2 separate regions of the Homo sapiens genome follow, and region 1 is linked to region 2. Evidence: read pairs that join two places in POLR2A ChIA-PET (ENCODE). Cell type or tissue: OCI-LY7. All regions are shown on one strand. Region 1 holds the start of TRA-AGC11-1 (tRNA-Ala (anticodon AGC) 11-1). Region 2 overlaps BTN3A2 (butyrophilin subfamily 3 member A2).

Evidence for each region. ChIA-PET counts read pairs that join two places held together with the same protein. Peaks named below come from ENCODE experiments on the same cell type or tissue, not always from the same donor. Only the 100,000 strongest peaks of a DNase experiment are listed, where the experiment ranks them.
Region 1: POLR2A ChIA-PET joins it to region 2 with 6 read pairs; 5 of 35 experiments call an interaction of 5 or more read pairs at or near these places.

Annotation. Positions count from the first base shown.
Region 1 is chr6:26,571,645-26,574,144 of GRCh38, forward strand. It overlaps TRA-AGC11-1 (tRNA-Ala (anticodon AGC) 11-1), which reads right to left and starts at 292; the gene lies at 220-292. LOC105374988 (a long non-coding RNA gene) reads left to right here. Exons shown (of 2, transcript NR_134611.1): 2 at 384-2,500. In OCI-LY7, a CTCF peak has its summit at 1,160 (motif pointing right); DNase peaks (open chromatin) are centred at 294 and 1,137; H3K4me3 peaks cover 1,395 bases.
Region 2 is chr6:26,373,999-26,376,498 of GRCh38, forward strand. BTN3A2 (butyrophilin subfamily 3 member A2) reads left to right here. Exons shown (of 11, transcript NM_007047.5): 9 at 329-375; 10 at 773-800; 11 at 1,799-2,500. The coding sequence ends at 369. Among named protein-coding and RNA genes, the nearest start is that of BTN2A2, 7.9 kb to the right of the region's middle. In OCI-LY7, no CTCF peak of the experiment used is centred here; a DNase peak (open chromatin) is centred at 1,453; H3K4me3 peaks cover 790 bases; H3K27ac peaks cover 1,695 bases.

The DNA.
Region 1 (2,500 bases), 200 kb after region 2:
AAGTACCCAGCTCTGTCTACGATAGAACAATCTGAGGACTAGGGAACCACCGAGTAGATGGGTTTTCATGGGTGGTGAGAGAATCTTGAGCTTGAAGGAAAGACCACCCCCATTATGATACGGGAGTGTGTTGTTAGCTGCTTATGTGTCAGCAAGATATTCATGGAAAGATAGGAGTAAAGGCCAAAGGGTAAGGTGGGAGAGGAAACCACATAAAACTGGAGAATGCGGGCATCGATCCCGCTACCTCTCGCATGCTAAGCGAGCGCTCTACCATTTGAGCTAATTCCCCGTGTGGGAAAACGTCTCTTATATCCTTTACCCTCTTTGATATCTGGAAGTAATTCAGGACTCTCGCTATTTCAATTGACTTTCGTCACTAGCCAATAGGAAAAAAATGAAGAACTGTGTACAATGGTGACTAAAGAGCCTCAGCATGACTTCCGCCCCTCAGCGCCATCTATAACCTGTTTTACCATGTCGGATCCCGTCTGGAGAAGCCCACCGAGTGCAGGTGAACCAGGGAGGCGAAGTCCATAGAAACAGCTGTCTTGGGGGTCCGGGAAGAGTTTAACACTGGAATCACATCTGCGGAAACCGGGAACTGGAAGCAAATTGAGGATGCGGCCAGAAGGGAAAATCAAGTTTTTCAAGCAATGAGGTTCGGCCTTGGCCTAACCAATAGTTTCTACCACTCTCCGCACCCCTAAAATTTCCATCTATTCATCTGGTTCCAGAAACAGATTATCCAGCGTCTTTGTAGATCTACGAATATCCCTTAAAGTCGGGTGCGGTGGTTCACGCCTGTAATCCCAGCATTTTGGGAGGCCGAGGCGGGTGGATCACTTGAGATGAGGAGTTCGAAACCAGCCTGCCAATATGGTGAAACCCCTGTCTCCACTAAAAATACAAAAAATTAGCCGGGCGTGGTGGCGCACACCTGTAATCCCAGCTGCTCGGGAGGCTGAAGCAGGAGAATCGCTTGAACCCAGGAGGCAGAGGTCGCAATGAGCTGAGTTCGCGCCACTGCACTCCAGCCTGGGCGACCGAGTAAGACTCCCTCTCAAAAAGGAAAAAAAAAAAAAAAAAAACAAATCCGCTTTTTGTCTGGCTTTGTCGCTGCCGGAGGACCTTGTGGCCACAAGGGGGCGTGCGTCCCATTTGATTTCTTTATTCTGGTTTCTGTAGTCCTGATTTCGATCCAGGGGTGTACAAATTATTTTTCTAAGGTAAATATTAGCAAGAGAAGCGAATATACTTATGGCTGCAGACTTAGAGGCAGAGTCTTTGCACAAAGACAAATGCTTTAGTTGCCACTTTTTCTTCTGGGCCTATTGAGTACCAGCTACTGTGCCAGGTGCTAGGTGCTAGGTACTGTTCAGCAGAAGCTAGTTGGGAAAAGGAGGATCCGTTGGGCATTACTAGAGTCCCATCACTCTCAAAAAAGCCATACGAAAGCCGTCACCCAACATCTGCACCTTCAACTGCTTCTTTTCCAGAAATTCCATCATTAGAAACTTCCTCTTTTTATTTTCTAGTCTCTATGAAATTGGGGCAAGATACTAAAAATTGAAAGTGGAGAAGACAAAATATCTTATTTAAGAAAGTAACTTTGCTGCGCAGGGCATAGTAGGTCTTTTAAAGACCTTAAGACAACCTTTAATACTTGCTTTTCTCTTTTGCTTTTTCATTGCAATCAGGGCTGACAAAAAGTGGATAACTCTGTTGGAAGAAAACCTCCCAATTTCCTGCCCCCACCATTTTAGACAAGAGAGTTAAAAACTCAGATATTAGCCAGGCGTAGTGGCTCACTCCTGTAATGCCAGCACTTTGGGAGGCTGAGGCGGCTGGATCACTTGAGGTCAGGAGTTCAAGACCAGCTTGACCAACATGGCAAAACCCTGTCTCTACTAAAAATACAAAAATCAGCCGTGGGCGGTGGCGGGTGACTGTAATCTTGGCTACTTCGGAGGCTGAGACAGGAGAATCGCTTGAACCTGGGAGGCAGGGGTTGCAGTGAGCAGAGATTGCACCACTGCTCTCCAGCCTGGGTGACACAGCGAGACTCTCTCAACAAACAAACAAAAAACCAACTCAGATGTTCTAAGCAAGTGTAGAAACCCACCATTCATCTCAGAACTTGGCTCAAAGTCAGCCTTGCTTTGAGGCTCACACCACCTAGGTGCTTTCTCCTTCTTCAACCCTGGACAGAATTTACCCAGTCAGTTTGGCCTCCCCTTACTCTTTTCTGTTTATTTTCTATGACTCTATTAGGCGCGCAGGTGTGGAAATGAGGTGAAAGAAAATTAGCCCAATCCCATAGTTCAGATCCATGGGTTGTGTATTGGCATGACTGTAAACTGGGAGCAATTGGTTTGCCTAGGGCTTTTGAATTGGGAGTTCTGGTTTCTAGCAACATTGGATTAGGTATCAAATTTTACAACTTCTTAGCTTCCACAGAAGTAAATTAAGGTCAAGAAACCCCATCTCTACAAAAAGT
Region 2 (2,500 bases):
TCCTAGGCATACACATATAGACATGGTGACACCTATGCCCAGGTACACATTCAAAACAGATGAGCTGGACCCCATTGGGAAGGAACTCTCACAGTGCCTGCCCTGCCACTAGCGTTCAACCGATGTTCCCAGACTTGATATTAAGAAGAGGTGAAGAAAGAATTGTACCTGAAGATGGAGACCATGGGGAAGGGTGGGATGGTAAAAAAAAAAAAAAAAAAAAAAAAAAAAAAAAAAAAAAAGACTAGATGGATGCAAAAAGAAGGGGAAGGGGCCAACACAGAAAAGGCAGAGTTCTGGTGACACCTCTACCTTTCTTTCATTGTAGGTGGAGAGGAGTCTTCGTCCGATACCAATAAGTCAGCCTGATGCTCTGTAAGTTTGCTGGGTCACATGCCCTGAATATTTCAACTTTTTCTCCACTGTGACCCGTGGATGTTCTCAGCTGGATTAATTAGATCTAATCTAAAGACTCAATTTCTGTGTGGTGGGGGTTCACCTCCGCTTTTCTGGAGCCTCTGAGAAACTCCTGATCCTGCACACCCCCTTGTAAAGCCTGGCCATGCATCCTGCACCCCCCATGACACAGGGAGCCAAGCCTGACATTTTTGAGAAGGTGCCACCTCTGATCCATCAGAGCTGTAGAGGAGGGAAGCTGGACCCTGGAAGAGACTCTAAAGAAAAGGAGAGAAAACATGTAGTGAGAGGAGAATGGAGTGGGAAAAGTACAAAAATACTGACCTTTTTCTTATCTGTGTCTCCTTCCTTTCAGAATGGAAAAATGGCCCTCTTCAAGCCTGGTGAGTAAATCACTGCATGTTCCCTGGACCAACAACCTGAGGGACTATATTCCTTTTTCCTTTTTTCTTCTCCAACTCTTGTGATTTGGAGCAGAAAAGTTCCCTTGACTTCCTTCGTGGGTAGGAAGACGCATAAAGGGTGGAGGTGAAGGGAAGGAGACACACACTGAGTAATACTGCAGGGAGAGTGAGGATGGAAATGCCAAGGAGAGGAGGTGATGCCTGCCCAAAGAACTTTGTCCTTCCCAGGCTTCTCATGCCACCTACTGCCTGTATCTCCTCAAAGGATTTAATGCTTCCAAGCTTTGGCCTCCACATTTTTAGATGATGATTGCAATCTGTTTTTCATGGGGGTTGAGGTGAAGACTGAAGGAATAATGAACATGCTTGGCAGAAACCTAGCAAGAAATAGATGGTGAGCTCAAACTGGGTAGTTGGACAAGGTTTCCAGAAAGAAGGGTTAAGGGAAAGCAACAAGGAAAAGTGCAGTGCCCCCATGGTTCCCAACAGTGGGGAGCTGTCTCCACCCCTAGCCTGGGAGGGCTAAAAAGGGGAGGCAATTACTGGAACCCAGAGAAAGAGGTAGCTTAACGAGGGAGCTTCCTGAGAAGAGTCCTCGGGCCTTGTTAGAGCACCACCAGCTGCTGCTGGCAGGGAGGAAGCAGGAAATTAAACGGTGTGTATCTCCTTTCTTTCTCCTTCTAATCTTCTATCAGGGCCTCCCATTGGCCAAACACAGCAGCAAACCAGAGGACAAGGGAGCCCAGTGGCACTGTCCATAGAGGACAGATTCCTGGGGTCCAGAAGAGGGTGGAGAAAGCTGAAGGCTGGAGAGTGAATCTAGGGCATATAAGGCCCCACACAGAGCCCAGCACAGAGACGGCCTTGCAGCTATCAGGAAGATGAGGAGCTTCCTTCATGGCCTGCTGTGGGCTGAGTAAATAATATGATTGCCTTCTACAGCGCTAGAGATTCATATGTTTATCCCCATTTTTCAGGTGAGGAAATGCTTCAGATGAGGCTCCACCTTGTTAAATAAATTGGATGTATGGAAAAATAGACTGCAGAAAAGGGGAACTCATTTAGCTCACGAGTGGTCGAGTGAAGATTGAAAATTAACCTCTGAGGGCCAGCACAGCAGCTCATGCCTGTAATCCTAGCACTTTGGAAGGCTGAGGAGGGCGGATCACAAGGTCAGGAGATCAAGACCATCCTGGCTAACACGGTGAAACCCCGTCTCTACTAAAAATACAAAAAATAAAAAATTAGCCGGGCATGGTGACGGGCACCTGTAGTCCCAGCTACTCGGGAGGCTGAGGCAGGAGAATGGCATGAACCCGGAAGGCAGAGCTTGCAGTGAGCCGAGATCACGCCACTGCACTCCAGCCTGGGAGACAGAGCGAGACTCTGTCTCAAGAAAAAAAAAAAAAAAAAAAAAGAAAAGAAAATTAACCTCTGAGTATAAAGCATCAGTGGGCAGAATCAATGTGGGGAGGGAAACAACAAAAATGTAGAAAGAGGATCCTTGTTGCTTCTTGGGGCCGCATCAGGGTATTGGGTTAGGCAGATACTGACCTTACTTTCATTTCCCCTCTGGTCACTAGACCCCTGGGGCTTTCACCAATGACATTGATGAGAGAATCACATTCAGGGCAGGCTAGGGACACGGGGTTCTGGAAGGACCTCCTCAGCATGGCCCA